Regions from separate parts of the Homo sapiens genome. Here all the other regions are linked to region 7. The links are chromatin loops, found by intact Hi-C in ENCODE. Cell type or tissue: GM12878. All regions are shown on one strand. Each heading gives the region's core, and the rest is flanking DNA. Links, peaks and the distances in the headings are about the cores only.

Region 1 (4,692 bases), core at 504-4,503, 720 kb before region 7:
GCAGCAGAAACACTAGTTTTTCCTCCTAGACCCCAAGGAGGCCCAAGGAAGGTTGGATTTAGTGGCCCTTACTGACACATTCTCAAAAACCTGTTAGAGTCCTAAGCATTTTCCTGTTAGTATTGGGACCTTACCACTGACCTATAAAGATGTTATTTCCAAAAAATGAAGTGGAGGGTCATACCCAGAGGGAGGGAAGGGATCTCCAGGGTTGAAAGAGTGATACCTTTTGTTCTCACTTATGTGAATAGGAAAGATACCATTTCTGAAGCTCCCCACATCCTAGCTTCAAGAATAGCTTTTGTTAGGCCTGCTAGTCTGAGGAGGGATCCTAAAATTCCAGATAGTCCCCCCTATAATGGGGCTTTGGGCAAAAATTATGCCTTTCTGATTGGTGAGCCTGGGTGCCTAAAGAAGGGAACAGAGTCCTGAGGTTTATACTGGAAATCATTCTTACAGGAGAAACTAGAAAAGCACAAGAGACAGGGAGTGGTTTTTAGAAGCAGGACTAGCCTTGGAGAAGAGAGGTGAGAGGAAGTTTGTCTGAGAGGCATTAGGACCCAGGAGGCAAGGGTCAGCATAGATAGGTTAGATGGTCGAGTCTCACTTGGGCGACATGACTTTGAGAGTTCTGCTCTTGGCCGCAGGGTCAACCAACTTGTTAGGACCTGGGAGCTGAATGGCTTTCCTCTCTGTTGACCCTCAGCTCAGCCCAGAAGTACAGGAAAAGCAGAAGCTTGTTCCAGGCACACCAACGCTCCCAACTCCAAATAGTTGGGGGTTGTTATAGAGTCCTTTACCAGAAAGCCTGACACCCATGTCTTTAGTCTGGCGGCTGTGCTAGTCACTTTTAACTGACTGACAGGTGCCCGGTATTTAGCCTCCGAATTCTAAGGAAAAATAGGACAGAATAGCAAGCAAAAGGGGTCCGATGGTACTCACTGCTTGGTGGTAGTCCCTTCGTGGTTGCCAAAATGTGTCTGGAATGGGTTCCTTCCAGTGGGTTCTTGGTCTTGCTGACTTCAAGAATGAAGCTGCGGACCCTCATGGTGAGTGTTACAGTTCTTAAAGATGGGGTGTCCGGAGTTTGTTCCTTCAGATGTTCAGATGTGTCCGGAGTTTCTTCCTTCTGGTGGGTTTGTGGTCTCGCTTGACTTGAGGAGTGAAGCCACAGACCTTCACAGTGAGTGTTACAGCTCTTAAAGGTAGTGTGGACTCAAAGAGTGAGCAGCAGCAAGATTTATTATGAAGAGCAAAAGAACAAACTTCCACAGCGTGGAAGGGGACCTGAGCGGGTTGCCACTGCTGGCTCAGGTGGCCAGCTTTTATTCCCTTTTTTGGCCCTGTCCACATCCTGCTGATTGGTCTGTTTTACAGAGTGCTGATTGGTCCATTTTACAGAGCACTGATTGGTCCGTTTTACAGAGTGTTGATTGGTCCGTTTTTACAGAGTGCTGATTGGTGCGTTTACAAACCTTTAGCTAGACAGAAAAATTCTCCAAGTCCCCACTTGACCCAGGAAGTCCAGCTGGCTTCACCTCTCAGTAGGATATGAAATAACTCCAAGCTTAGCGTTCCAATAATGGAACACTAGGCATAAATGAGCTAATATGGGGGAACCACATTTAGAAATACAGTGCTCTGAGACAATGTGCTCTCAATTTTACCAGCCATATTATTATTTCCCCATTATCTTCTTAAAGGGAGCTTTGCTCTCTGACATTGACTAATTAAAACAAAAAAATTTTTAGAGTGTTTGTCACATTCATGGAGTGATAGTATATTTCCTAGCTTTGAATGGTATCACAAAGGTTAAGATTGACAGATTAGAGTATATAAAAGTCACCATAGTGAAAATAACTAAAGTATGGCAGTTGACCAGGAAAACTTACATGAGTTTAGGAGACAAAGGTTAATAGTTAAAGCACATAAAGTGATTATTCAAATTTACAAGGAAATTATTGAGATTCCAGTAGATAAGTACAAAAATAAATATGTAATTTTTTTTTTAATTCCAAGAAGTACAAATTAACCTTTGGATTGTATTTCATGCTTAGTAAAGCAGTAAAATCTAAAAATGTCTAGGTCCTATAATATTGGTTAAAATTGGTGTATGTTTCCATTTGTGATAACAGTGTGAACTTGGTAGAAAGTAGCTTGGTCATATGTCTCAAAAGCCATAAAAATGATGATCTCCTTTGATCCCAATGACATAATTCTTAGAAGTTTGTTTTAGGAACATGACTTAATAGAAACAAAAATACACATGTGTAAATGTCCAATTGGAAATTGAATAAATGTGGAATGAGTGAATTTTTTCATAAAATATTGTACAGCAATATAATAGACTATTACACAGCATGAACTATGAAGACACACATTATGCTAGTACATAAAGGAAACAATATCTAAAAGGTATTTCTGGTTAAAAAAATGGGTGCAAAATTCTTAATTTAAATCCTTACTTTTCAATATTTTATAATGACTATTTCCCAACATACTGGAAAGTTAAAATAATTTGGTGAATATCCATATACCCATCACTTACATTCTACCATTAACATGGTGTTATACTTTATTATAACTATCTACCTTAACATTTTTCCATTTTTTTCCATTAAAAGTTCAACTTTCCCCAGCTATCAAGAAATAACCTGTTGCTGTCTTGAGAGATTTTTGATTAACAGAGGGGTAATTTTTAAACTTCTGTTGAGGATCAGAATGGTTTCTTGTAAGTTTGTGTATGGCCACCAGGTGTAGCTCTGGACCACAGCATTCAGTGATAAGCATCTGCAGGGAGGGTTTTAGGAAAGGCAACTTCTAAATGAAATCAAACTTGATTTGTTTATTTGGGTGAGGGAGAGTACAATAAATTTAACCTTCATTAAGATGTAAAGTAATTATATAAACCTTGATATAGAATCAAAACCTGCTTCCTTGAAGGATTTCAAGGATTTGATTTAGGTTATATATTTTCTTTATTGTTCAAAAGCTTCCACCACGTTTTCTCTTACCTGGAGTGTGACTTTCTTACTCCACAGCCTCAAGGTAATAAGTTTTGGCTTATGCAGCAAACATGTTTATGTCAGCAGCTGTTTGAAAGGTTAATTTTAGAAATATTTAAGTTAGTCATGGACATTCAAATATTCAGACTTCTTTTGTATAACAAAACCTCATCACAACTCGAATTTTTCTTTAGTGTGATTGTTTGATTGATGTCTATATCTTTTTAAACATAAACTCCATAAGGTTTGAAAATGTATGTAGAACAATTCCAGGCATTCAGTAAATATTTGTGAATGAATAAATGGAAAGAATGATTTGAAATTGACTGAAGGCTATTTTGTAACAATTGGTAAGTCTACTCCTTAAGAATGTGCTTGTTCCATTTTTAAATTTTCTTTTAATAACAGGATCAATTTTAAATAATCTTTACAGTTTTAAAATTGCTCCAACATGAAAATATTTTTCTGGTTTTATTTGTGAAAAATAGCTATTTTTAAAGGAAAGTAGAGCCTTAAACTACTTAAAATAGATTTTTATAATCAATTTTAACCAACAAGATCTTTTCTTTTTCTTCCCCTTTAAGGAATCCTGGGTTTCTTTCTATGCAGGGTGTCATCAACTGCCAATTTGTTTCTACCTACCAGAAAATAAAATCATAGAGGCAAAAATCCAGTAATATGGCCAAGTAAACGACTGGAATAACCAGATGAAAGAATTTTCTCCAATTTATAGTATTTTTTTAAAGGAGATATTTAATAAGCTATATTTGAAACAGTAGGTTTTTAAATAAAATGACGCTATTTAGAGTAAAAGGTCCTGGGAGAATTTTAGTGTAAATAAAGGAGATGTCTCTCTCAAAGAATTTAGTGTCATGCTTTTGAATATCTGATAGGATGGTGGAAAGATTCATCAAAGGAGAAGATGAACAATATTAGAGCTGTTGTTTTTAGAAGGACTCCTATTTATTTACAGGAAAGGGAAGATTCCAGAGAAACAAGATCACAAATTTACCTAGCTCAAGAATTAAATTATTGACTTACTATTTTTATAATTGTGTTCTGCTTTTACATGTCATCTTTCAAATTATACTTATTTATAAGGAAGAATCATTATATATTTAAGGGCTGGGACTTTGATGCTCTTTTCTCCCCTTCATTTCCTTGAAAGGTAAGTAATGTCTATATTGCATACCTGTTTTGTGTACCTTCGCTTTCTTCCTTTCTTTCCTCCCTCCTCTTTCCCCTCTTTTTTCTCCTTGCCCCCCATTTTTCCATTACTAGTTAAAAGTTAGTTTAAATTGCTGATATTCTGGAAACATGAAATATTTCTTGAGAAAGTTAAGGTACCAAGCTCTTACCATCATGTTTTCATAACTGCCCCAAAAATATTATGCAGATTAATGTTTTGACATTTATTTGCTTTTCCTTGAACGTCATGATTCATTTTTATCTGATATCAGCTCCATTTATGGCAAACAACTGGTATTTGCAAATTACAATTGCTATGACAAATTGCAAGTATAATTTTGATCATGATTATTGTACTTGCCTGAGTCATGGCTTGCATCATCTTCTGCCATCCGATCTATGATTCACAAAATTTTATTTCACTACATCCTTTTTAACCCCCCACATAAGCGTCAGACATAGCAGATAAATATGTGATGAAAATTTGTTTCAGAGCAAA
Region 2 (4,692 bases), core at 273-4,272, 270 kb before region 7:
GAAGGAAGAAAAGAAAAGGTGTGTATCAAGTGTGTATGGAAGAATAAGGTTATGTGCTCCTTATTTCACTATTATTAGTAAAATTTCATTTTGCCCATTTCCGTCAATAAAACAGAGCCCTACCAGCTAGCTTGTTTTGTTTATACTACTAACTAATGGAATTTCAGAGCCTGACCTTAAAAATGCATGCCTTCATAATTAACAAAAGGAACCTCAGAAAGACATGAAAGAGATGCCGTCTTCTCCCCTTCTACAGAGGGAGACAAATCTTTTTCCCATAAAACTAGTTCCAGTAATCTAATTTGATAAAACACTAAATTGAGAGCAGTCAGACAAGTATCAGTCTTGCTTTTGTGTGTGAATGACTGTTACCAACTTATTTTCTTCCTTTATCAAAAATCTGTCCTTGAAAACTAATATGAACAAAGCAATCTTGTAAAAGCCCTAAAACTAGAAATTGTTGCCATGGCCTGCAAAATAACAGTGCTTGTTATTTTCCATTATTCTTCCCTGCTCCCAAGATCCATTCTCTTCTTTTCTAAGCCTTGTACTGCACAGAACGCATCACCCAGCACCCCACTCCGACCCCGCCCTGCCCTGTGTGCATGGGCCTGGGTGGCTTTGACCAACGGGAGGGCCTCATGAGACTTGGGGGAAGCAAGCAAAATACTCATGCAAAATCTAAGGAGGTCTTCACTCTCAGGTTCCACCCTGGGCAGCATGAGCCTGAGAATGAGCATCTTCCTTCCTCACTCGGGAATTACGGGGCAGGGTATTCATTCCCACTCTCTCTCTATTTTGGGCTACGTTTCTACTTATGGCACCAGCCCCCCTGCCCAGGAAAGGGCTAGAGGTGACAGGGGAAACTTCTTCAGGGATCCACTTCTCCTTGGGCTCCCCTTGCCCCTCCAGCCCTACAGATAGAGATGGTTTCCCACTGCTATTGGTCTCTGGGTACCCCAGCTTCCCTTAACGTTACTCATACCTTTATAAGTAATTCCTTGAACCATCTGAGTTGGAAGTTATTTCTCACAAGAACCAATAATCTTTAAAAAAAGGTAATTCTGAGTATTGATCTTACTTGATAGTTTATTGTTCTGGTAATAATGTGATGGATAGCTCAGTATTCTGTGAAAGGAAAATAAATCTTGGGGCCCCCAAATCACTAAGCTAAAGGGAAAAGTCAAGCTGGGAACTGCTTAGGGCAAACCTGCCTCCCATTCAATTCGAAGTCACCCCTCTGCTCACTGAGATAGATGCATATCTGATTGCCTCCTTTGGAAAGGCTAATCAGAAACTCAAAAGAATGCAACTGTTCCTCTCTCACCTGTCTATAACCTGGAAGCCCCCTCCCCGCTTCCAGTCTTCCTGACTTTCCTTCAAGTTGTCCTGCCTTTCCAGACTGAACCGATGCACTTCTTATATATATTGATTGATGTCTCATGTCTCCCTAAAATGTATAAAACCAAGCTGTGCCCCAACCACCTTGGGCACATGTTATCAGGACTTCCTGAGGCTGCGTCACGGGTGTCCTCAACCTTGGCAAAATAAACTTTTTCAATTAACTGAGACCTGTCTCATATTTTGGGGGTTCACAATTCTTAACTAGTGTAATTAATGAAAATATCACTCTATCAAACCAGAAAAGAACTGGAAAAGAACTTGAAGTCAATGCATTTGTGTAATTTCTTATATTAACTGAAAAATCAAGAGTTTTGTCCCATTTACATAAACATAGGAGAGTGAAAACTTCAGTGAATGTTGGAAAGCATAGATGGAGGAAGCGTTTAGAAAGCAAGTCTATCACAGCCTACAAAGACATGGTCATAGTGGCAAAATTTTGTTTTGTTTTTTTTTTTAAGAGTATCTAGCTCTATCCTGATTTTCCAGCATGTAATCTATAATAAAGGGACAGAGAGCCATCCTGAGCCCCATAAATTCAGGTGTGTGTCTTCAGCTAATGCTGCACAAAGCATGTATGGGAAGATGGCTTATGTTGCTGCACAAAAACTCCTATGGCTGGCACAGCAATTTCTTTTTTTTTTTTTTTTTTTGATGGAGTCTCACTCTGTCACCAAGCTGGAGTGCAGTGGTGCCATCTCGGCTCACTGTAACCTCCACCTTCCCGGTTCAAGCAATTCTCCTGCCTCGGCCTCCAGAGTAGCTGGGACTATGGGCGCGCACCACCACACCCAGCTAATTTTTGTATTTTTAGTAAACACAGGATTTCACCGTGTTGGCTAGGATGGTCCCAATCTCCTGACCTCGTGATCTGCCCGCCTCGGCCTCCCAAAGTGCTGGGATTACAGGCGTGAGCCACCGCACCTGGCCAGCAATTTCTTTACCAACACAACTTCTTTCCCTGAGCGTTCGGAGCCGCCCAATTGCTTTGTCCTCAGGGGAGTTGTTCAACAAGTTGTGACTATCTTCCAGCAAAGCACAGCAAAATCCAGCTTGCCCACATTTTGAAAAGGTACAGCTTTAGTTTCCTGGGACTGAAAGAGGGAGGGGGAAGAGGTAAAGAAGTCGCCGCTCAAGTTCTGGGGTTGTTACCTCAGTCCTGCAGGGGATGCTATTGTGTCATCATTCCATCCACTGCTTGCCAACCAAAGGATGGGCCACAATGAAGCTCAAAGTCATTGCTCATCTATCAGAGCATGGTATCGACCTATTCGGACACTGTGTTAAACGAAGAGGCTTTTAGAAGCCACCATTTCCACGCTTCTCAGTTCTGCTTTGATAGCAAAGTAATTGCAATTTTCCAGTGTGAAGTTCTGTAGGCAGCAGAGACACTGATGTCTTGATTTACACATGTACAGAACTGGACTAGCTATTATTATGAAAATGTTAATTAGTGTTATAACTGCTCTTTAATTTGCATATTCTGTTAATTAACTTTCTCTTAAGAGTGACCACATTTAGAAAATGGGAGTGAGAAGACTATGGAAAATCAGAGGCAGGAAAGATTGTAAAGAACTTTTTCCCCCTTCTGATACTAAATCTTCACCTTGTTCTTACCCGGGGTTCTTTCTACTTTGGCCTGCACACTTCTAGTGATTTCATTGCAGGGGAGAGGAGGGGATGGGTACCATTATCCAATCATTGCTGGGTATTATGTGCTAGGCACTTCACATTTTCTCCTTTATTCCCCACAATCACCATAGAAGGTAGATATTGTTACATCCAGTCACAAATGTTGAAACTGAGGTTCAGAGAGTTTTTAAGAAACCCGGTTTTAGAAACAAGTATGTAGACTTCTGGTTTCAGTTCCAACACATAAGAACTTGGAAGTCACCACTTTTATCCTAACAACAAGAAAAAGCTGGACAAACTGAAAATCAATGACTTGTACTTGTACAGGACAAATGATCACCCCAAAATCTGGAGAGACAGAGAATATAGCAGAGGTCTGCTTACCTGGAACAGAAGCAACTGGAGCCATAGACTGGCAAGAGCATGCAAGTGGTCACTTTGACAAATTGTTGGAAGTTGCCAGTGGAGTAGCTGGAGAGTGAGAAACTGCTGGGGCCAAAGTTTTTGTTGCCACTGGAAACAAGGGTAAGAATTATAGCAGAATTCTTGTCAGAAACCATGCAAAAGTCAAGTGGGGTGAAATCTTTGAATCATTGAAAAAAGATAACTGCCAACTTAGAATTCTAAATCCAGAGAAATTATCCTTCAAAAGTGAAGGAGAAATAGACTTTCTCGGACAAACAGTCTGAGGGAATTTCTCACTAGCAGACTTGTTCTGCAAGAAATATTAAAAGTTCTTCATGCAGAAGGAAAAGGATATAGGTCAAAAACTTGGATCTACAAAGGAGGAGCATCAGAGAATTGGTTGATCTAAAAGATAACTTTTTGGTTAAAGCAATAGTAGTAATAACGTACTGAGTGATTAGAGCATATTGATAAGCAGAACAAATGTCACAATGGATGGGAGGAAGGAATTGAAAATATTTTAAATAAGATACTTGCACTATATGTGAAAAGGCACAATGGTATTATTTGCAAGTGGACTTACATGAATTAAAAGTTTATATTACAAACCCTAGGGCAACCACTGGAAAAGTTTTAAAAAATGTATATAGTTGAAATGCTAAAAGAAGAGGTAAAATAAAATAATATAAAATATCAAAAAATCTATAAATGAAAACTAAACAAGGCAAAGAAAGAGGGGGAAATCAAGCATGTGTATAGCGCTGTTCTAACCATTAAACTAATGTTAACTCTTTTAATCTTTGTTACAATCTTATGAGGCAAGTAGTATCATTATCTTCATTTTCCTGGGTGAGGAAACTAAGGTATAGAGGGTTAAGTGGCTGGTGCAAAGTCACACACCCAGTAAACAGTGGAGCTGGGATTGAAATCCCAGGCAACCCTTGCTCTTAAGCCTCAAGCTAAATAGCCTTATTAATGTTACAGCCAGAATTTCAAATAAAATCTCTCTGACTCCAATTGCTGTGTCCTTATCCACTATGCTAGGAATAAACTCTGCTATTTCAATTTGTAAATCATTTTATCTTCTAGTCACTTTGGTTTTTATTTTATTTTATTTTATTTTTGAGATGGAGTCTCACAGCCCAGGCTAAAGTGCAGTGGCGCTATCTCGGCTCACTGCAACCTCCACCTCCCGGGTTCAAAGGATTCTCCCACCTCAGCTTCCTGAGTAGCTGGGACTGCGGGCATGCACCA
Region 3 (4,692 bases), core at 488-4,487, 78 kb after region 7:
AATAAGCAAAATAGCCCAAATTTCGGAGATCATAACTAACAGTGTTAACTGACATACTTTTATTAATAATGCAAATGTAAAAGAAATGTGTATACACAAATGAATTTAAAATGGAAAATAGTTTCGAGACTTCTTCAGTATTTGTCTTACAATGAATTTAATGTTGATCATTTAAATTTAAGATGAGCATATAAATCAGAGCAAGATGATTAAAAAAGTATTTAAGGCTACCAAATATATTTCATATCTGACTTCAACATCAACTTTTATTGTTTAATTTTGGTTTCAGGGCCTTTTCACAGAGTTCTAATACATCTGAAATATATACCTTAAATCAACTACCTATATTATATTTCAGGATGTTAATTGGATCATAGCATTTACTTGCATTAAAAATTATGCAGTGTTGGTTGGAAAATCAAGTGAAAAGATTGAAGAAAAGTGGAAGAATGGTGGGATAGAATGATTATCAAACTCTTGTTGATTTAAAGTTAGATATTAAAGTAGAGAAGAAGTTTTATTATCTTTCTGATACCAAAATCTGTTAATATTCTAATAACTTGATTTCCATTTATGAGAGACAAGTTCATTATCTGAAGTACTAAATACATTGTCAGTTACAATTAAATCAGAGTGGTTTGACAAGGATTTTTTAAATTCAGTGGCAAGTGATACAACTATAGTATTTTTAATTGTGCTATGTGTTTTAGGTATTTGTGAAGTGTCATTTTGATTATAATCCATACAATGACAACCTAATACCTTGCAAAGAAGCAGGATTGAAGTTTTCCAAAGGAGAGATTCTTCAGATTGTAAATAGAGAAGATCCAAATTGGTGGCAGGTTAGTATGCTTCTCAGAAGTTCCTCAGCTACTTTTCTAATTTTAATCTTAGATCTGATCAATATCTGAATAGTCAGGAAGAATATTAGCATTTGTTACAATGATTTTTCCCACATGAACAGCTCCTGCTTCGTGGCTACTAATTTTGTGGACATAAGATCAAATTGGGAGGGAATTTGCAACTTAATAAGTGCAGAATTAACCAGCCTGTGGCACTAACCCATTGGTTTAGGGATTAGACCAATTGGTTTTTTTCACATGGGTAATTGCATTAAAATATGCTATTGGCCAAGAAGAACTCACTTGGGTCATCCCTTTTCAAAAGATAACTTGGGTTTTGTTTATTTTAAGTAGGAGACTTTTACTGTGAAATAAGTGTGTCTCTTGTCTCCTCTCCCTCATGTTCGTTCATAGCAAGTAAAGCATCATTTCTTAAGGTCTTAATGTCTATTTGCTCCCCTCTTCTCAGATATTGGGAAATGGAGGTTCACTCTATCAGTTTTGTTTGGTTTTGGATTAAAATCTGTGTATATGGAAAGAGATGTGTATTATCACTGTATTTTTCCCTCCTTTTTTCAGAAGATCTGTTTAATGGTATTCTTTTTTCTTCTCCTAATGCAGCTTTCAGAAACCCCTAGCAGCAGTAATAAGTCTGTTTTTGTAATGGTTTATGTTAGCTAACAACCACAATATTCAGAACTGGAAAAACTGACAGGTCAGGAAGTCTGAAATGCCTTAAACTATCAAAGCAAATGAGAGTTTTACTAAAGAACAAGGAGTAAGAGGAAAGGATCCAGGACTTAGCACCAAATTCTAAAATTAACTGAGATGTTGGTAACTCACATTAGCTCTAAATTATAGATCTACTTCTAAGGAGAAACAAATCACAGAATGAGAACAATCTTACTTATGTGTCCTTAAATTTAACTTAAAACATTATGTATAAGTGCACTATGTGTTGAGACAGCTAAGAAATGGGTAAATTAAACAGAATCCATGATTTCAAGAGGTTTCCCCTGAACTTTTTTTAGATCCCTCATTTAAAAAATCTCTCTGTGGCTGTTTCCTTTATTGAATTATTCCAGTTTTCCATTTTTTTTCTTTTTCCTATGAATACGATCTCTTAGTTTTCTCTTCTAACCTGTCACCATTCTCTCAGTTTCTCCCTGCATTTTGATAGTTGGTTACTTTAATTCTGTTTTTCAGGATTTTAAGTGCTTAAAGTTATACTAGATTTTCTATGCTAGTTGTAAGGATAGAAATACTAACTTTGTGAGATAAACCACTAACAGCCAGTTCTCCAGCCACTATTTTAAAATATTTCTCTTTGGAGCTTATTTTAAGTTAGCTGTTTTACATTAGGTGAAGTTTCGCCTAGTTTAAACTTACAAACTCTTGGGATATTCAGACTCCTGGTGGCATAAATTAAAATCTACACTTTATATTCCACATAGTATCTCCTTTTCATTTGGTTTGGCCTGAAATACCAACATAGTAGGATTAAGGTTGACAGTAAATATCTTACTAAAGGGTGCTAGATAAAATGTCCTGTTAATACATCTTATTTAGAATAGCATTTTCCTTTTCTAACTTAGTATCATAAATAAGAAGTTTTAGCAATTTAATTTGTATTTTGGTCCCCACATTTCACTACCAGATGACAGATATGAAGAATTTTAGGTGCCAATTGATTCTTCAGTGCTGAATTGTTTAAATATCTTAACTGACAATGCTATGGATTTAAATCTCAAGGTTGTTTTTAAGAGCAAATGTGACTTTTTTGACTGACCACTGCTTGTCTTACTTAATAGAATATGGTCTCAAATTTTGGTCACTGAGATGTACAATTCATTAATTTGATTCTAGGCTAGCCATGTAAAAGAGGGAGGAAGCGCTGGTCTCATTCCAAGCCAGTTCCTGGAAGAGAAGAGAAAGGCATTTGTTAGAAGAGACTGGGACAATTCAGGTGATGAGCTCGACACAATAAGTAACAAGCAGTCCTTTGTGACCACCTTTCTTTGTCTCTTTTGTCTAAATAAGCAAATGCATTTATTTAAAATATGTCTAGAATGAATCCCTCCCTCTGCTTTCTCTCGCTCATAAGTAATCTTTTTTGATCCCGTTCTGCCACCTGCTGGTAGAGTATCAAAATTCAGTGGCTTAACTCACCTCCACCCTCTTTTGCTTCCTAGGATGCCACATTGGGGAGATAATTCTCCCACCCCTGTAAAATACTATAGGGCAATTTTTTCATATTCTGATATACTGCTTAAGTTATATTTGTTTTATCATCCTTCAGGACCTTTTTGTGGAACTATAAGTAGCAAAAAAAAGAAAAAGATGATGTATCTCACAACCAGAAATGCAGGTAGGTTTTAAATACTTTTTGAGAAGTCCAAGTGAAGTAGCTATATGTCATTTAGTGTGGCATAAACTCTGAATATACAGCTTTAAGTGAGTGTAATTCAGATTAGTACCTAGTTGCAAGGGGCTGACATATGAACACATGGTGCAATATAATATAAATTATTTAAAACCCACATTATATATACTACCATGTGCTTTATTTTGTGAGTATAGTTTACAACACAAAACAAATTGGTTAAGATTTTTGTTTGTCTTAATCAAGAAGCAGTATCATAATTGAAACTATTTGTCCAGAGAATTTTGAAATAGTAATTTATGTGCCATTTCTAAAGGATAGAATGCCTTTGTCAAGATGTTAAAAGAGTTATGTTTAGGGCAACTGTATCCTGCCATAACACTGACCATGATAGTTTTAGAAAAATAGCACTGGACCAAATAAATCTTAGTCTGATCTAATAGAATTCTGTCTTAAATCTTTTAGTCATACAGAAAGAAATATATTTAAAAAGAAAGAAATGGTAACTATATGAGGTGATGGATATGTTTAATAGCTTGATCGAGGTAATCATTCACATTGTACACATTCATGAAAACATCAAGTTGTACACTTTATATACAATTCCTGTTTGTCAGTTGTACCTCAGTAAAGCTGAAAAGATTTTTAAAAACAATGTAAAATAAGACCCCAGACCTGGATTGGCTACTCATTGGCTATTAAAAATAAATAAATAGGAAAGAAGGGAAAGAATGGAAACTACTATATTTATTCTTCCCAGTTGCAGAGGATGACAGAAATAAAAAACAGCTCTATGAATCAGAAATTTCTGGAGGCTTAATCAAAGGAGTTGGCAATTTTAAAAGTACTTTCTTGACTTCAGAGCTACCTCTATGCTGGTAATAAACTAAATAGCACACCATAAAAGAAAATAATATAGAAGGAAGAAGTAGGCTTGCTTTCTCTTAATATTGGTTTAATCTACTGTGGGGAAATTGTGCAAAGAAAGAGTTACTATTAGGATAATAAGCTAAGGAAGGAGTGTTATTACTACAGATTGAGAGTTACAGTAATAACAGGTAATATAATATTTCAAATCATCACTTTGGCCCTATTATTCATAAAATATATGCCCATAAGGCTTTTTTGCAAAATAGAAAATTTGTAATTTTCCCATCGACTAAGATTATAATTTTGGGTTATGTTTCTAGTGAAACAGTTGGATCTAAAATTTATTTTATATGTAAATTTCAAAATCTTAATATTTAAATGTATGTTGTCAGTAAATGTCAGTATGTTGAATTCTAATCAAACTGATAATTGTTGATTTGCCATACAATATTTATTCATTTATATAATTGGAAGGTCACTTGTTCTGTGGAACTTACTTAAGCAACCACGCTAGGTTTACTCCTGTCCTCCGTATTTGCTACATGCTTTCTATATATACTGGTTTGTAATTTGATTATTTATATTAAAGGATTTTTA
Region 4 (4,692 bases), core at 238-4,237, 210 kb before region 7:
GTGCTGTCTGCACGCAGCCCCCCTTCACCTTCTGCCATGAGTGGAAGCAGCCCAAGGCCCCACCAGAAGCCAAGCAGGTGCCAGTGCCATGCTTCTTATACAGCCTGCAAAACTGTGAGCCGAATACACCTCTTTTCTTTACAAATTGCCCAGCATCAGGTATTCTTTTCTAACAACGCAAATGGACTAAGACGGTAGGTTTGGGGCAAGGCCTAAGATTTGCATTTCCAGTAAACTCAAAGGTGAAGTTGATGCTGTTGATCCAGAGACTACATTCTGAGTAGCGAGGAGACAGATGTCCCAAATTCCTACTTCTCCAATTCAACTAACCCCAGACAAGTCACTCCCTCACTTGGGCTTCATTTATGAAGATGTAGCATCCTCAATCATCTCATTCTGAATACTTCATTGGCCTTGAACCATGTCATGAATGCAGCAAATCCTAAATGAAAAATTTGTATTTCTCCCCTCCTTTTCTTTGTTTGCCTAAGCCAGCATGTGAAACTTTAGCACGTCAAGCTCACCCAAGAAGCTGTTTAATATGCAGATTCCCTGACCCCCCGCCGCCCCCCACCCCCAAGACATTCTGAATCTGTAAGCCATCACTACGAAAACTGCCTTTTTAACAAGCACTTCAGGTAACTCTTATGCAGGTGATTTAAAAATTGTCTTTTGTGCACTGTTAATCTAAATGAGCACAGATCAATAGAAATATGATGGAAGCTCATATGTTATTTTAAATATTCCAGTAGCCACATTTTAAAAAGTAAAAAGAAACAGGTGAAATGAGCTTTTATAATATATCTTATTTAACCCATTAAAACCAATATGTTATCATTTTAACATGTAATCAATATAAAAATATCGAGATAATTTATGTATTTTTTTGGTAGTAAGTCTTTGAAATCTGGTGTGTATTTCAAATTTATCACACATCTCAATTCAGACTAACCATATTTCAAGCACTCAGTTTTGGTCACCGACCCAAGACCTGTTGGATCATAAACTCTGGGTATGGCCCAGTAAGCTGTATTCGAGTAAGCTCTCCAGGTGATTCTCGTATTCACTTGAGCTTGAGAACCACTGATCTATGCTATTGTTTCTTGAACTTGACTGCACGTTGGAATCACCTGGGAAACTTAAAAAAAAAATGCTTATGCATGAGTCCGAGTCCCAGAAATCAAGATTTCTTTAAAAAGGCCTTCCAGATGATTCTAATATGCACCAAAGTTCAAAAGCTGCTGCTCACTGTCTCTTAAAGATGCCTACCTTATTATCTTCAGCTCCGAGAAGTTACTGGGCTCCTTTCATCATTTTCTGTGATGTATCATGCTCTGCTCACCAGTCCCCCCAAGTCCACATTTCTTGTTTATTCCACTTTGAGTTTTTAGAAAAAAAGTAATCATCTAAACCACTACTGCAATTCCCTTCCTAAAAGGGAAATCTCTGAAAAATCTGCATCCTTCAGCTTCTCCCCGATGATTGCTAGTCCCCACCTGCTTGACCCACTCAGCAATTCTCACCCCTTACTCCATCTCCCCATAGCCCCCACGGACCCTGATTCATCTTCCGGGAGCATCAACCCAATAACAGCTCCATCCCACTGCCTATGTGGCTCCCAAATTTTGGACACTTATCGGTGACTTTTAATTGAGCTGTGGCCCTCTCCTGTATTTCAAAGGAATCCCTGAAGGCCCAAATCATCCCTAAAAGTCTCCTCCAGAGAAAAAGAGCAAAAACAGAAATCAACCCATGAGCCTCCTTTCCTACCACTGCTAAGAGTTTCCATTCAGTAGATCTCCATTTCCCACTACCTTGGGTTCCAGCAGCTCACTGGGAGAGGAGGGATCTTTGAGAAGGTCATCTGATCATGTGTGGAAGGAGTCGAGGGAATTAAAAATCAGATTGCATGCCCATGTCATAGACTGTTCGGGAAAAAGCAGCTGCTTGGCATGTGTGTGTGCAGCCCACACAAACAACATAGGTCATGTTTACGTCTATGTAAATATGTATAGTTGAAGCACCCTCTAGTGGAACACCTAGAGAAGGTCACACTCTCTGGAGAAACTCACCCTTGGAGAAAAAAAAACAAAAAACAAAAAAACAAGGTATTTGGAAATCTTATCTGCCCAGAGCATCCATGGTGAGATATAAGAGCACAAGTCTATAGTGTATTCATGTACAGGGGCACAGGCCAGCCCGGTGTCCACCTGGTCTGCTGGGTGAGGAGGGGGCATGAGCTGAACTGGCCTTTCTTGAGGCCTCACATGGAGGCTTTGATTCCCCTGTTGCCTGAGGTGTAAGAAAGCAGTGTTGGGATGTATTTTACAGATTACCACGGGTTCCTTTCAGGCTAAGAAGCTGTCCGTCTCCATTTCAAATCAAGGAGTGGGGAGAGAAGATAGATTATTCACTATTGGGACAACTGGATTGCTATCGGGAAGAGGATAACTTTGAAGCATGAATCAACTTTCATACACTAAATAAATTCCAAATTGAAACATAAAGAATTTGAGAAAAGGAGTGAAGATTATGTTGAAGTAGGAAATACCTTGCCAAATGTAACCCCAAATCGTAAGTCATTTTAAAAACCATTGAGAAAGTTTAACACATAAAAACAAAACATTTCTACATGGCCAAAAACAATGCCATGAACAAGGTCAAAAGACAAATAGCACACAAGGGGAAAAATGCAACGGATAGTACAAAGGGATAAAGTCCTTAATCTAGATGGTGTTCCTACAATTAATAAGCCACACACTCGGAGTTCAATAGAAAAAAAAATGAACAAGGGATATGAACAGACAGGTCACAGAAAAGGAAAGAAAAAATTATGCTCTTAAACATATAGAACAATGTTCATTCTCATTCGTAAGAGTTGTTTTTCAACATCACAGAGTAGGATCATATGCTAAGCAGGGCAAGTACAAGGAAGCAGGCACAGTCACATGTGGGAGTGTGGAATAGAAACTGGCACACTGTTCATGAAGGGCAATTTTTTAATAGCCTTGGTCAAAATAAACATTAGCCATACACATTGACCCAGCAAGTCCACTTGTAGGAATTTACCTTACAAATATGCTTACAGATGTGTGAAATGATGCATGCATGAGGAAATTCATGGAAGCATGGTTTGCAAGAGCAAAATCCTAGAAACACTGTAAATGCCCATCCAGAAGGGACTGGGGAAATAAATTATGGTACATCCATACAATGGAATACTATGCAGCCATGGGCTCCACGTTTCCAACATAAGTCATCTCTATCTGTGGAGATGTGGATTAATTTTCTACATACATAAAGTGAAAATAACAAGATGAGGTGAGGATGTGAAGATTTTCATTAAAAAAATGAGGCTCCCTGGGGGGAAAAAAAAAATGTTTCTCAGGTTGTAGAACCAGCTGGTGATATTTTTATGATTTTGGTATAAATGTTGCTTGTTTTGTTTTTAATTCAATAGTTTAAAATTATCACAGAGGGAATACATAAATGTAAGAAAAGAATGGTTAGTTTTTATGTTATGGGCACGACAGTCATATAACTGCTTGTATTTTCCTCTGCATTTGCTGCTAGAAAGCTCAGAGCCACATTAGTAGCCCACCTCTTGTTGTACAGTGTTTCAGGGCATGTGTATTTTGTACTAAACTCTCTGCTGACTTAGTTTTATTTTTTTACAACTCTTTACTTTCCTAAACAATTATTTTACATAGATTATAATAAACTGCTTCAAATGCATCTTGTAATGAGACAGTGCTGTATACCGACTGTTTGTGTCACCCCCACCCCAAGAAAATTCATGTGTTGAAATCCTAACCCGCAGTGTGGTGGTATTAGGGAGGTCGGGCCTTTGGGAGGTGATTAGGCCATGACGGTGGAGCCCTTGTGAATGGGATTAATGCCTTTATAAAACAGGCTCCAGAGAGTTCCCTCACCCCTTCCACCTTGTGAGGACACAGCAAAAAGATGGCTGTCTATGAATCAGGAAGCAGGCCCTCACCAGACACTGAATCTGCTAGTGCCTTTATCTTGACTTCTCAAAATATAAGAACTATTTTTTTGTTGTTTATAAGCCACCCAGTCTATGGTATTCTGTTATAGCAGCCCAAATGGACTAAGACCGATAAGCATATCTTTTTTAAAAACACTAGAAAAAGAAAGCAAAGTGAAGAAAGTAGTATACGCTTCTGTTTGCATTAAAAAGAATACATGCATATGCACATTTGCATAAAAATATCTCTGGAAGGTTAGTAACTCTAGTTTCCTGCAAGGGCTAGGGAACAGAAGACAAAGGGAATCTTATTAATTACTAATAACTAGTTAATAAAATACAAAATAATTTTTAAAAGTTGTTTTATGCCATATACATCTTTAATAAATATTTTTTAAAGTTATCCTTCCCTTTGCTCTAAAGAGCCACTTGATTGCTTTGAGCACCGCTCTCCTGGTTGCTACTGTTCCGCCAACAGGAAGCAGTGTAATAGAGGAGAAATTGACTTACTGTCACCCACTGACTTTCTGCTGTAATGTGGACTCACTGGTTCTGTGTATTGTGCCAGAGCTGCTGAAATATCTATAAATATTTTTACTGTATTATGAAAAATGAAAACTTGGCCCATCTCCCATAGTTTGCATTTTTTTTAAAAAAACGCAATTGGAGATAAATATGATTTTTTAAAATGTATTGAAAGTGAG
Region 5 (4,692 bases), core at 197-4,196, 650 kb before region 7:
TCGATCTTTTTATTATTATATAATGTCCTTCTTTGTTTTTACAGTTTTTAATTTGAAGTCTGTTTTGTCTGACATAAGTATAGCTACTCCTGCTCACTTTTGATTTCTACTTGCATGGAATATCTTTTTCACTCCTTCATTATCAGTGCATGTGTGTCTTTACAGGAGGCATGAATTTCTCGTAGGCAGCATATATTAGTTTGGTGCAAAAGAAATTGTAGTTTTTTAAATTACTTTTTTAAAAATGACAAGACTGTGATTACTTTTGCACCAGCCTAATAGCTTTGTCTTGTTTTTTATCTATTCAGTCAGTATATCTCTTCTAGATGATGAATTTAATTCATTTGCACTTAAATTTTTTATTGAAATGTGAGGACTTAACACCTGTTATTTTTAATGATTGTTTTCTGATTGTTTTGTGTATCTTTCTTTCTTACTTCCTCTCTCATTGTTTCTTTTTTTGTCTGCCTGTGATTTTCTGTAATGTTAAGGTTTGATTTCTTTCTTTTTCTCCTTTGTGTATTGGCTCTACCAATGAGTTTTATAGTTTTCCATGTTTTCATGATGCTAGTTACCCTCTTTTCACTTCTATGTGTAAGACTCCCATTTCTTCTAAGGCCAGTCTAATGGTGATGAATTCCCTTAGTATTTATTTATTTTTTTGTGAAAGATTTTATTTCTTCTTCATTTCTGAAGGATAGCTTTCCTGGGTACAATATTCTTGGGTGACAATTTTTTTTTCTTTTAGTACTTTAAATATATCATCCCATTCTATCCTGGCCTGTAAGATTTTTGCTGAGAAATCTCCTGCCAGTCTAGTGGGGATCCCTTATATGTGACTTAATACTTTTTTCTTCTGCTTTTAAAAATCTTTGTCTTTTGACAATTTGACTATAATGTGCCTTGGAGGGGACCTGCTTAAGTTGAATCTATTTTGAGTTTTCCTCACTTTTTCATGTCTATTCTCTTTGTGGAATGTTATAATACAAATATTTGTTTGTTTAATGGTGTGTCATATATCCTGTAGGCTTTCTTCATTCTTTTTTCTTTTTTTTGGTCTGACTGTGTTATTTCAAAACCCTTGTCTTCAAGTTCAGACATTCTTCTGCTTGGTGTATTCTGTTCTATACTAGATTGTGTTTTTTCATTTCTTGAAGCTCTTGATTGTGTTTTTAAATTTCATTCCTTGAATTCGTCAGCTCTAGAATTTCTGCTTTTTAAAAATGATATCTATCTCTTTGTTGAATTTCTGATTCAGATAATAATTTCCTCCCAATATCATTGAATTGTCTTTCTGTTTTCTCTTGTAAGAAAGTTCCCTTAAGATTATTATTTGGAATTATTTTTATTATTCTTATTACTGAGTTCCCTTAAGATTATTATTTGGAATTATTTTTCTGGCGTTTTATATATTTCCTTATGATTGGGGTCTGTTACTTGAGAATAATTTTTTCCTTTGGAAGTGACATGTTTCTTTGCTTTTTCATGATTGTGTTCCTACATGGATTTTTATGTAGCTGGATATTTGCTTCTTCCAAATTTCTGGAGTAGGTTTTGTGGGGAAGTCCTTATTCGTTGGAATGGGTGTTGGCCTGTCATTTCACTGGGTTGTGTTGGCCTTGCTTCTAGATGGATGCAGTGTTGTAGTCTCCGTATAGTTTCCTCAGCTGTAATCCATACTAGTGGCATTTGTGAGTTTCTCAGAGGCCTAGGGTGACAGAGTTTGTGGTGACAGTGTTGCAGCTTTGCCAGGAGAGGGCTCACTGAGCTATTTCTCAGGTTGAGGGCATATGCAGCTTGGTTCACGGTCAGGGGTGGATAGGGAGTACACACCCTGTGCTCCTAATCCAGGACCATGCAGCCATGTGAATTCCTGAAAGTTCTCCAAACTGGACTCAGGGCTTGTGAGGACTGTGGGATTCTCCTGTAGTAAGGACTATAGGTGTTTGCAGTGACAATGAGAGCTGGTAGGGATCTTCTGCTTACCTTTTCCCCACAAATGTCCCTCCTATCTCCAGGCTGATCTGATCTGAGTGGAGGAGATGGGGCTACAGAGGCTGCGTGCCTCCATGTTGCTCTCCTGGACTTCCAATCACTACAAGTGTGCCTCTACTCTACTGCTGCACTCCAGCACTCTCCCTTAGACATGCCAGTCAAATCTTAGCTGTGTTTTCATTGCCTTGGTCCTTTCTTGTGGGAGGGAGTAGAGATGCCAGGCATCTTGCTGATGTCACTCTACTTTTATTTTTTAAAATGTGGCTATAGCCAGGCATGGTGGCTCACACCTATAATCCCAGCACTTTGGGAGGCTGAGGTGGGTGGATTGCTTGAGCCCAGGAGTTCAAAACCAGCCTGGGCAACATGGCAAAACCCCATCTCTACAAAAATTACTAAAATTAGCTGGGCGTGGTGGTATGTTCCTGTAGTCCCAGCTACTTGGGAGGCTGAGGTAAGAGGATCACTTGAACCTGGCAGGTCAAGGTCAAGGTTGCAGTGAGCTGGGACCACACCACTGCACTCCAGCCTGGGTAACAGAGTGAGACCCTGTCTCAAAATAAATAAATAAATAAATAAATAAATAAATAAATAAATAATAAAATGTGGCTACCAAAAATTTAAAATTACATTGGTACCTAGTGGTGTATTTCTATTGGACAACACTGTGCTTGAGAGTAGGAAAAGAAAGGGTATTTTTGTAGTGATTGCTGTGGGTTGTACATTTGGACGTCTTTAAATGTTTTTCAAAGATGTTCATAGAGATTGGAATTTCTATTCCTTTACTGAAATGTATTAGGTACTGGGGATATGTTGGTGAACAAGACAGAACCCTTGCAGACTGAACAGACTAGGGGACTTGCTTTTCTATAGAGGTGTGTGTTGGGATAAATAGATGAGAAACAGAAGTTAAATGATGTAATTAGGGATTGTGTTATACGATGGAATAAAGGAGGATAAGTTGAGGAGTCTGCTTTAAATGTGGTTATCAGAGGACACTACTCTCAGGGGATATCATTACATTTTTAGGAGGAGCCTGCTGTGGGAAGAACATAAAAGCCTCTACACACAGTCACAGTCCTGCCTTACCTCTTCTAAGTTTAGGATTAAAAGTAGGCTTCACATTGCAATAGAAGGCTTTTCTAATTAGTTTTATTTTCTTCTCCTTCAAAAAAAGAGTGTGACAATTTCTCAAGTTTGTCAGGTAGGGAGGCAGAGACTGCAAGGATGAGTGCATTGATGATCCCCTGAAGACAGTGTTCCAGATAGTTGTTTGGGGAATTCCCTCAGCAGTTGGTCCACAGTGCCATTCAGCTCCCTTGGCATTTACTGAACTGCTTTTCTAAATGGGATGCTTAAAAATGTACCATTCCTCCAGGATGGGTTTTAAGAGTCTTGCTTGTAAATAATGTTTCTTTTTTTCACGCAACTTAAGAAAGGTTGGAAGTCTACTCTGAAATTGTGCTGTTATGCCTCAGTCTTAAATACCATCCTGTGCTTCAGTTTTTAAATCATAATAATTATAATAAAAATAATGGGATAGTGTTAATAAAGCATATAGTATGTGCTAGAATATTTTACATACATCATCTCATTTAATCCTCACAGCATGAAGAAGCTGTGTAGTTTGGTGGCGAGTCATTCTCAGATTGCTTGGGGTCGAGTCTTAGTTCTGTTAAGCAACTTGACTGCTAGCAAACTTAGGCAAATTACTGAACTTCCTTCCCTCGTTCACTCATCTGTAAAGTGGGGATAATAATAGATTAATAATAATAATACTCAGTGTATCCTGTGGGGTTAGGGAAAAATGAAATAATTAATATATGCAATGTGTTTAGAGCAGTGCCTCGTCTGTATTAAGCCCTATGGTATGGCTAGCCATTATTGAAATAAAGTAACACCACCATTAGCCCCATTGAACACATTAGAAAACTAAAGTTCAAATTAAGTCTCCTGTCCAAGGTCACATACCGAGGAAGTGACTTCTCCCACTGCTACATTGAGATACGTGACTGTTGTCTGATGGCCTGCAATACTTCTAGGTGTGGGGAGGTTTGAAAAATAAGCAATACCGACTTGTTTTTGGCCCTGGGCTCCCTAGGACCATATGCTGTAGTGGGCTGGAAAAATTGGATTTTTGGCAATTTCATTCTGTAACTGTAAAGTAGACCTTTTCCTGCTAGTAGCATCTTTCCTGACTGTATTTCTTAATAGGAGATGACAGTATGGACAGGACACTTGGAGGCTTAGCAGAATGACTAGTTGTTTTGCTTCGGAGCTTGTTTCTTAAACCTCAGGGAAAGAAAAAATCCATCTGCTAGGTTAACTTTCTGGAAGCTTGTTGCCTAGAGATTAGGAGGAGAGCTATGGAGTCAGACAGGTCTGGGTTTGCATCATGGCATTTGCACTCCCTTGTCAAGTGTCTTGGGTTAGTCATTCATAATTTTGAAACTTAGTTTCTTCATGTATAAAATGGGGATGATGATAATGCCTACCTCATAGAGTTGTTTTGAGGATTGAGTGAGATAACAGATAACAACCCAACAAAAAGATAAGATAGATAATATGAACTCAGGGCTATATCAACAACTATTTACAATGATTATCCCCACAGTAATAAATAAGGTAATATGTAGGGCTTGTTATGTAGTATTGGTTTAATAAATGTAAGCTGCCATAATTCAATTCTCCAATGAC
Region 6 (4,692 bases), core at 216-4,215, 190 kb before region 7:
ACAGCCCCCATTACTTCAGTCAAGCCCAAATTTCTTCCTCATCTGTTACCTATCTCTGCATAATTCTCATAAAAACACACGTGCTCTCCCTGCCAATTGTGTCCAACTGATCTCTCAAACCCCAGCACCTTCTACAAAACAACTCCTTTCCTTCCTAGGCATGATTAGCGCAGTCAGAATTCTTACACAAGAGCCAGGACCACACCCTGTAGCCTTTCTGTCCAAACAACTTGACCTTACTGTTTTAGCCTAGCCATCATGTCTGCGTGCAGTGGCTGCCGCTGCTTTAATACTTTTAGAGGCCCTCAAAATCACAAACTATGCTCAACTCACTCTCTACAGCTCTCATAACTTCCAAATTCTATTTTCTTCCTCACACCTGACGCATATACTTTCTGCTTCCCGGCTCCTTCAGCTGTACTCACTCTTTAAGTCCCACAATTACCATTGTTTCTGGCCCAGACTTCAATCCGGCCTCCCACATTATTCCTGATACCACACCTGACCCCCATGACTGTATCTCTCTGATCCACCTGACATTCACCCCATTTCCCCACATTTCCTTCTTTCCTGTTCCTCACCCTGATCACTCTTGATTTATTGATGGCAGTTCCACCAGGCCTAATCGCCACACACCAGCAAAGGCAGGTTATGCTATAGTACAAGCCACTAGCCCGCCTCTTAGAACCTCTCATTTCCTTTCCATCGTGGAAATCTATCCTCAAGGAAATAACTTCTCAGTGTTCCATCTGCTATTCTACTACTCCTCAGGGATTATTCAGGCCCCCTCCCTTCCCTACACATCAAGCTGGAGGATTTGCCCCACCCAGGACTGGCAAATTAGTTTTACTCAACATGCCCTGAGTCAGATAACTAAAATACCTCTTAGTCTAGGTAGATACTTTCACTGGATAGGTAGAGGCCTTTCCTACAGGGTCTGAGAAGGCCACCGCAGTCATTTCTTCCCTTCTGTCAGACATAATTCCTACAGTCTGATAACAGATGAGCCTTTATTAGTCAAATCAGCCAAGCAGTTTTTCAGGCTCTTAGTATTCAGTGAAACCTTTATATCCCTTACGGTCCTCCATCTTCAAGAAAAGTAGAACGGACTAAAGGTCTTTTAAAAACACACCTCACCAAGCTCACCCAGCAACTTAAAAAGGACTGGACAATACTTTTACCACTTTCCCTTCTCAGAATTCAGGCCTGTCCTCGGAATGCTACAGGGTACAGCCCATTTAAGCTTCTGTATAGACGCTCGTTTTTATTAGGCCCCAGTCTCATTCCAGACACCAGACCAACTTAGACTGTGCCCCCAAAAAACTTGTCATCCCTACTATCTTCTGTCTAGTCATACTCCTATTCGTTCTCAACTACTCATACATGCCCTGCTCTTGTTTACACTGCCGGTTTACACTGTTTTTCCAAGCCATCACAGCTGATAATCTCCTGGTGCTATCCCCAAACTGCCACTCTTAACTCTTGAAGTAAATAAATAATCTTTGCGGGCAGGACTATGCTGAATCTCCTTAGGCACTCTCTAATCAGATATCCTGAGTCGTCCCAATTCTTAGACCTTTTATACCTGTTTTTCTCCTTCTGTTATTCCATTTAGTTTCTCAATTCATCCAAAACTGTATACAGGCCATCACCAATCATTCTATACGACAAATGTTTCTTCTAACATCCCCACAATATCACCCCTTACCACAAGACCTCCCTTCAGCTTAATCTCTCCCACTCTAGGTTCCCACGCCACCCCTAATCCCGCTTGAAGCAGCCCTGAGAAACATCACCCATTCTCTCTCCATACCACCCCCCAAAAATTTTCGCCGCCCCAACACTTCAACACTATTTTGTTTTATTTTGCTTATTAACATAAGAAAGCAGGAATGTCAGGCCTCTGAGCCCAAGCCAAGCCATCGCATCCCCTGTGACTTGCATGTATACGCCCAGATGGCCTGAAGTAACTGAAGAATCACAAAAGAAGTGAATATGCCCTGCCCCACCTTAACTGATGACATTCCACCACAAAAGAAGTGTAAATGGCCGGTCCTTGCCTTAAGTGATGACATTACCTTGTGAAAGTCCTTTTCCCGGCTCATCCTGGCTCAAAAAGCACCCCCACTGAGCACCTTGCGACCCCCACTCCTGCCCACCAGAGAACAAACCCCCTTGACTGTAATTTTCCTTTACGTACCCAAATCCTATAAAACGCCCCCCCGACACTTATCTGCCTTTTCGGACTCAGCCTGCCTGCACCCAGGTGAAATAAACAGCCATGTTGCTCACACAAAGCCTGTTTGGTGGTCTGTTCACACAGACGCGCATGAAACTCTTCATAACACAGGTTAAAATATGCGTTCTTTTCTTAGCCAGGGTGACTTCATGCAGGGCTGTTCTTCATGTTATTAGGTGGCCTTTAATATCTTTGAAATATGGCACAATTAGAAGCCTGAACCTTACTCTAATGTTTATAGCAGCACTTTATCAAACTTGGTTTCGGATCATATACAAATTCTGACACTAGAGGGAGTGCATAATGTATTACAGAAAGGGAAAGCATACACCTAATAAATTCAAGGTAAAAATGCAGAGTAGCAAGACAAGACTTTCATTATCTTCCGTTCAGTAAGCCCCATGCCTTTCCCCCACAACCCCGAAATTACTAGAGGCCTCTTTCCCCCTTAGAACTGTAGTTTGAATTGGTAGGAGGTTGGTAGGTTGCTTGAAGAACTGTGAAAAGAGTGTTTTATTTTAGAGCCTTTCTAGTGTTTTGTTTTCATTTTTAAAAAATTGAGACATAGTATTTCCTACCTCTCATACATTAGATGGCAAAATTAAAATTACTCCTGGCCGTTTTGTTCTGTTTCTGACTTGGTTAAGATGCTTAACTATATAGTAATGTCACCTATAGAATGAAAAGACTCGGGCTTTATCCTTTGCTTAAAAAATGTAGTCTAGTCTTATGAAAGGGTAAGCATTGTTTTTAGCATTCAGCTTCATAATTTATTCCCTTACTATAGGTGCTGCTCTGATAATTTAACAGCCAATGTCAAACAATTAACAAATAATATTTAAGGCATTTTTATTTCCTAATGTCAAAAATTTCTCATGCTCTAACCAAATGGAATGCCTAATGCCTGAAAACATGTAAATGACTACAAATATGACTGAGCTATTAACACAGCAACAAGAGATTCGACTGGCTGAAAAAGTGAATGATCATTGCCACCAGTAAGACTCAACAACTGTTCTCGAAAAATGTGATCACTGCTGTGTGCTTTCCTAAAACCTTTTTGTGTATTCATTATACATTCCACAATTATCGTAAATCCATCTTGTACTCACACAAATCTTTGAACTACCGGTAAACTGTCTCTTTAATGGAAATGAAAATTAGAAAAATTAAAAAGCAGGCTCATTATGAAAAATCCTGTACTTTATCCAGATGAATGAAATGACCCACACAAATGAAACATCCAGACTCACATTACCTTTTCCTAAAATACCGAAACCATGTCTCTGACTAGGGCATATTTGTACAGACTTACCTGACAGAGAGCCTTTTGGTTAATGATATTTCACCATAATGACTTCTGGAAAGTTAAACCAGATTTCAGGCAATAGACTATGCAGGGTGTATGTGTGTGTGTGTGTGTGTGTGTGTGTGTGTGTGTGTGTCCATCTGCATATATGTATGTGTCTATGTGTGTGTGCTGTGTCTGTCTATGTCCATCTGTCTGTGTGTATGTGTCTGTATGTATGTCTACATGTATATGTGTATGTGTGTCTGTATATGTATATATGTGTGTCTGTGTGTATGTTTCTGTCTGTGTGTGTCATGATTTTTTATTCAAAAGCACACAAGTAAACACATCATGAGAAGTACTATTTCAACATTACAGTTCCAGTTAAAACACATATGAATCAATTTACACAATATCACAGTTTCTAGATAGCAAATATCATATGGAGCAAGTTTGAATCCTGCCCCATGTTTGGATGAATGCCAGATATTTTACTCTTGCACACACCAAATAATGGGGGTGAGGATGCAGCAGATTCTACGGCTCTTCAGTCTGTGGTGCCCATGCACGATTTCTACCTGTTTTCAAAGGTTCTCACCTTTGTGTTGCCCTAATGATGTTTGCCTGTGCTTTAATCTTATTAAGTGCAGTTTGAGTGTGCTGATGAGCCCAGACACTCTGCCTAAATTGGTCACTTGATTTTTCCCCACCTCTTACACCTGACACTCTCTCTATCCACCACCACCTGTGATCAAGCTTCTCTTCCCCCCTTGGTGAGTATCATAAACCTTTCTCACTTTTCATCCACACATTACATTTACTTATTTTCAAACTGTTGTACATTGCTCATATATATTTATCTTTATCATTCAATTGAAATGTTTTCTTTTCACCTGTAAAAATTGGTTAGATATATTGGATTGGGATGAAATTAATCATAATTTTCCCCATTAAAAATAATTTTTCATGTAACAGCTTTCACTTAGTGGCAGAATTTTCAGGAATTAATTCAAAATGGTAAGAAAGGGATACACAAATATTGAAACACAGAGCACCCCACCGGACAAGTCTGGTAAGTCCACTCACATTCTCCAGGGGAACAAAGGGCAAGCCTGGGAGAGAAGAGATGAAGTACCCACCCTCTGCATTAGTGTTTATGGTA
Region 7 (4,692 bases), core at 454-4,453:
CAATTCTGTGAAGAAAGTCATTGGTAGCTTGATGGGGATGGCATTGAATCTGTAAATTACCTTGGGCAGTATGGCCATTTTGACGATATTGATTCTTCCTACCTATGAGCGTGGAATGTTCTTGCATTTGTTTGTATCCTCTTTTATTTCGTTGAGCAGTGGTTTGTAGTTCTCCTTGAAGAGGTCCTTCACATCCCTTGTAAGTTGGATTCCTAGGTATATTCAGATCCTTTCTTATGTTCACTTAAAAGTTATTGATTCCAACTTCTGTCCTAGAGATAGCATAACTTGGATGTTTGAGATTAAAAAAAAATGCTTTTAGTAACCTTTATTTAACTCGCTCAGCTTGCTATATAGCCAAGTCGGTATTTATAGTTTGTTTCCACCCTTGATAATTTCATGCCAGTACTCATCAGAATGGAACACTGACTTGGCTCTGTCTGTCCTTATTCTCATCTCCATCCCCTCCTTTCCAACACACTGCAATTCTAGATTGAAGACTGCACATTTATTTATTTATTTATTTTTTTGAGACGGAGTCTCACACTGTTTCCCAGGCTGGACTGCAGTGCCGAGATCTCGGCTCACTACAAGCTCCGCCTCCTGGGTTCATGCCATTCTCCTGCCTCAGCCTCCCAAGTAGCTGGGACTCCAGGCGCCCGCCACCTGCCTCTGTTATCTCTTCTAAGAGTGTGCACCACTAATATCTTCTACTCCTACTCTGCCATCTATCTAGTTCCCTTCTCTTTTATCATCCAAACTTGGAGTTCCCTCTTTTGCAAATTATCTCCAAAAAGAGCAACTTAGAATTTGTTACTCTCCAGGGAAATTTTCACTGAAAGCAAGTCTGTTTATATATGTATATACTGGTATTACACAAATAAAAAGATTATATAGTTTATTTGAGGGAAGAAGCAGTTTCTTTGTATTCCCCCAGTCAGGCATCATCCATGAACATAGGCTTTGCTATTTTTTTTTTTAATTGAAGATGTTAGGGGAAAACAAAGTTTAGCCATATTTAATTTTATTTAGCCATATATTTTATTTAGCCATAAAATAAAATACTGCTTTATTTTATCATGTGTGGCAGACTGTAAGTTCTGAGAGAATTCAGAAGAAGAAATGTTCACCTGTGGGGAGAGACTTGCTACTTATTTGCTACTTGATTGAGTTAATTTTGAGATGAGTTCAGGGACTCATTTTAGCTCTAAAATTTTGATTCTGCGTAAGCAAGAAATAGGTCATAAGCTGGGTAAGTATGGAATAACCAAGGAAAAAAAGTAGTCCTTAGATGGGATGAGTAACAAGAGTGAAGGCATTTAGGTGAGAATTAGATATGTGGTTGTGCATATAGGAAGTAAAATGATCAATGTGGTTAGAACAGAGAGTTTATATTAAGGAATAAGAGTGCATTAGGTTGAATAGATGGAAAGCTAGATATTAAGAAGAGAAATTTAAACATACCCAGATGATAGAAAATCATGTTTTTCTAATGCAATCTGGTCATTAAAATGATTTTTTAACATGATTGGTGTGATAGTCTTACGCCTAGTAGATTACAGTGAAGAAGAGAATGGTAGAAGAGGCTTGTGGTAATAATTTAAAAGTGAATTAAGGAGAGCCTGAAAGACAGTGGTGGCAGAGGGAAGGGAGAGTAAAAGATAAATATAAGGACATTGCAAATTCACCATGACAAACCAAATGACATAGGGCGTCTTGAGGTTTTCAAGGAATTCCGAGGCAAAGGCAGTCTCTGGATTTTCAGAGTTTGGAAATTCCCCGCCCGCCCTGCCCCCCAAATTCTAGTATTTTCCCCAAAATAAACCCTGGTCTTGTTTAAAGGATTTTTTTTTTGTTTTTTGTTTTTTGGTTATTTTTATTTTTAAATAAGTTGTTATGGCCCCTAGATTTGAGCAAGTTGTTCTCATATTTGACTAAGTTAATACTAAAGGATGGAAAAGTTCTTTAGAGACTACCTACTTCGCTATTAATTTGTCATTTATCCCTGCATTATATACTGTTAAAAACATTGGAAGGACGAAGGACGTTAACTGGAATGACGATGGATGAGTGTGGGTACTGTCATATAGGGGAGGGGAAAGAGCAGAGGAACTTTTAAATTATTAAATTATTATTATTAAATTAGAGGAACTGAGAAAATAAAGATACTAATAGTAAGGAATATGTTATTTTTAATTTAAAAAATTTTTTTAGACAGCATATCCCTCTGTCACCCAGTCGAGTACAGTGGCCTGATTGTAGCTCACTGCAACCTTAAATTTCTGGGCTCTAGTGATCCTCCCAAGTAGGTGAGACTACAGGTCCACACCACTATGCCCAGCTAATTTTTTTTTTTTTTTTTTAATGTTTTTAGAGTCCAGGTCTCACTGTGTTGCCCAGCCTGGTCTCAGAACTCCTGGTCTCAAGCCATCCTCCCTTCTTGGCCTCCCATAGTGCTGGGATTACAGGCATGAGCCACCATGCTAAGTTTTGTGGGGAAGTGTGGAAAGTACGTGGCTTGATTCTTATCAGAAAGTTTCACTTTACTTTTGTCTGAGTCTTCCTCTCTGACATCTTCTTTTCAATTTCATAAAAGAACACTATAGCAAATACATCTTACAACCATGACCATACTGTCTCTAGAAAGCCAGAATATTATGAAACATTTAGTAGGTGAGCAAGAAAAGTGGAGTGATTCTGATGCCAGAAATAGCACCGAGCTAATACAGTTTGATCTATTTGTTATTTAGAATACACCAGTGATTCTCTAAGGGTGCAGTTTTGCCCCCTAAGGGACATTTGGTAATATTTGAAGCCATCTTTGGTTGTCACACCTGGGGTGGGGTGCTACTGACATCTAGTGGGTAGAGGCCAGGGTTGTTACTAAGCAATTCATTGGGACAGACCCCACAACAAAGAATTATCTGGCGCCAACTGACAGCAGTGCGAAGATTGAAAAACCCTGGAATGTAGAGTAGGCAGGTTCTTCCCTGGACATGTTTGGAGACATAGGTCAATTTTTTTTACTTCCTTTTCTTCTAGGCTTGACCAGATATCATCCTACCAACAGCTTACAATACCATATAGATTCTTACTCTTTGTTTCATTGTGTTCTTATCTTAAGGGTATATCTTAGACATTTCAATTAGACAAATATTTCTAAATATTTCTACCCATCTTCATTTAGGGTTGCTTTTTTCTGCTAAGTTTATTTTTCTGTTTTACCAGTTTATCTCTTGAGGCATCACTCTATTTTTAAATAATTGAGGGCCTCTGATGATGTATTTAGGTATTCTCTTTTACAGCATTTTCATGTGCTTCAAGTCCCAGGTCTGGGTTGAGCTAGTTCTTGAGTCCAGATTTTTTTCATATACTGTTTGAACCTCTTCTGATTTTTTAGTATATAAAAAGTTTGAACAACAAGACCCTTAAGGGAAAAACTATCTTGGAGTTCTTTTAGAATGATTTTATTCTTGCTTACAGATAAAGATTGCCATACGTATAACAGCTACATACAAAAAGACTTTATAATGGTTTATAGCACTAAATGGAAAACACTGAAATTCTAGAATGAAACAAGGTTTGCAAGAACTTCTATTTGGCTTTATTGTTTTGGTTAAGCAGAGCAAAATAATTCATCATAATATGAAGATAAAAGTTGAATGAATGTATCATAATTGAGAAAGGGGTGTGTTTTTAGAAAAACAGTTTATTTTGTCCTTATCCCACCTCCATTTGATGTTGATGTAAACATATTGGCCATTTAATATAAAATATAATTCCAGTCTGCCTATGTATAACAACTACACTGTACAATAAAAAGAGATGGAAAGCAAAAGTATTTCTTTACTGTAGTGGTCAGGATATGATTTGTAGATCCAAATTTTGTGTGTGTGTGTGTGTTTGGAAAATTTGGGAGGCAAAGTTCTCAAGTAAGTGCAGATCTTCTTTTAGTAGATACTTCCTGTCTGCTTTGTATACACATCAATTATATCTTCATCTTCCATTTTCACCTGTACAGGTGTTTCATTAATTGGCCTCCCATCACATCCAAAACCAAGTTGCCTCATTGATAGATCAGTTGTTAACAATAGGCTCTCATTAGTTTGCTAAGTGATATACTCTGGAGCTGTACCACTGAACCATTCCACCCCACCACTGCAACTCTATATGGTTATTTTTTTGGGTCTTGACTCCTTTCTTGGGCTTTTTGTCAGCCATGGAAAGCATTACTGTTGCAGCTGCTGCTTCTCGAAAGAAGTTTCAGGTACCTCATGTATGTGCACACAACCAGCATTAGTAAGTAAGCCTGTTTTAATTCTGGAGATATTTTACCTAAGAAATATTTAAGTGTGTGAAGAGACTACTTTTCTGAGTGTAGAAATTTCAGGGCAGTCAAATGCATTTCTGTATTGTTAATGCTCTGAACAAGCTAGTGTACCTGGAGGGAGGAATTTATGTTGGTTAATGAGTAACATAGTTCTCTCATCCCATTACTTATTTATGATCAATTTATTTTTAATTAAGCTTTTAAAATTATTAATGCTACATGACATGCAAAGTTAAAATCAGCATGGAAGAATGAATGTACCATGAAAGTTAAAGGTTTCTATCCCTACTCTTACTTCATAGAGTTAATCATGGTTAGTAGTTTCAGATTTAGTTATATTAGTAAAGTGGTTCTCAATTCAT

What was found. Hi-C counts contacts between places; a loop is a spot of excess contacts. Peaks named below come from ENCODE experiments on the same cell type or tissue, not always from the same donor. Only the 100,000 strongest peaks of a DNase experiment are listed, where the experiment ranks them.
Region 1: it touches region 7 in a loop (18-fold over the local background); 9 of 110 quality-filtered maps call a loop at or near these places.
Region 2: it touches region 7 in a loop (10-fold over the local background); 4 of 110 quality-filtered maps call a loop at or near these places.
Region 3: a loop joins it to region 7, with 4 times the contacts of the local background. A loop is called at or near these places in 45 of 110 quality-filtered maps.
Region 4: a loop joins it to region 7, with 10 times the contacts of the local background. A loop is called at or near these places in 5 of 110 quality-filtered maps.
Region 5: it touches region 7 in a loop (11-fold over the local background); 2 of 110 quality-filtered maps call a loop at or near these places.
Region 6: it touches region 7 in a loop (11-fold over the local background); 29 of 110 quality-filtered maps call a loop at or near these places.

Annotation. Positions count from the first base shown.
Region 1 is chr7:23,860,641-23,865,332 of GRCh38, forward strand. No RefSeq gene overlaps it. Among named protein-coding and RNA genes, the nearest start is that of STK31, 150 kb to the left of the region's middle. In GM12878, for the core only: a CTCF peak has its summit at 2,752 (motif pointing right); no DNase peak of the experiment used is centred there.
Region 2 is chr7:24,315,940-24,320,631 of GRCh38, forward strand. LOC107986777 (a long non-coding RNA gene) reads right to left here. Exons shown (of 4, transcript XR_001745132.2): 2 at 3,418-3,546. Among named protein-coding and RNA genes, the nearest start is that of NPY, 34 kb to the left of the region's middle. In GM12878, for the core only: a CTCF peak has its summit at 2,583; a DNase peak (open chromatin) is centred at 2,626.
Region 3 is chr7:24,662,880-24,667,571 of GRCh38, forward strand. PALS2 (protein associated with LIN7 2, MAGUK p55 family member) reads left to right here. Exons shown (of 12, transcript NM_001303037.2): 6 at 711-842; 7 at 2,709-2,808; 8 at 3,142-3,210. Among named protein-coding and RNA genes, the nearest start is that of PALS2, 92 kb to the left of the region's middle. In GM12878, for the core only: a CTCF peak has its summit at 2,985 (motif pointing left); a DNase peak (open chromatin) is centred at 2,912.
Region 4 is chr7:24,380,082-24,384,773 of GRCh38, forward strand. The region is part of intron 1 of LOC107986777 (a long non-coding RNA gene); the gene reads right to left. Among named protein-coding and RNA genes, the nearest start is that of NPY, 98 kb to the left of the region's middle. In GM12878, for the core only: a CTCF peak has its summit at 2,023 (motif pointing left); no DNase peak of the experiment used is centred there.
Region 5 is chr7:23,937,370-23,942,061 of GRCh38, forward strand. No RefSeq gene overlaps it. Among named protein-coding and RNA genes, the nearest start is that of STK31, 230 kb to the left of the region's middle. RefSeq lists a silencer at 1,653-1,702. In GM12878, for the core only: a CTCF peak has its summit at 1,758 (motif pointing right); a DNase peak (open chromatin) is centred at 1,775.
Region 6 is chr7:24,399,653-24,404,344 of GRCh38, forward strand. All of the region lies in intron 1 of LOC107986777 (a long non-coding RNA gene), which reads right to left. Among named protein-coding and RNA genes, the nearest start is that of NPY, 120 kb to the left of the region's middle. RefSeq lists enhancers at 1,620-2,274, 2,275-2,929. In GM12878, for the core only: a CTCF peak has its summit at 2,535; a DNase peak (open chromatin) is centred at 2,549.
Region 7 is chr7:24,585,187-24,589,878 of GRCh38, forward strand. The region is part of intron 1 of PALS2 (protein associated with LIN7 2, MAGUK p55 family member); the gene reads left to right. It also overlaps the pseudogene SUMO2P14. Among named protein-coding and RNA genes, the nearest start is that of PALS2, 14 kb to the left of the region's middle. In GM12878, for the core only: a CTCF peak has its summit at 2,859 (motif pointing left); a DNase peak (open chromatin) is centred at 2,825; H3K4me3 peaks cover 596 bases; H3K27ac peaks cover 920 bases.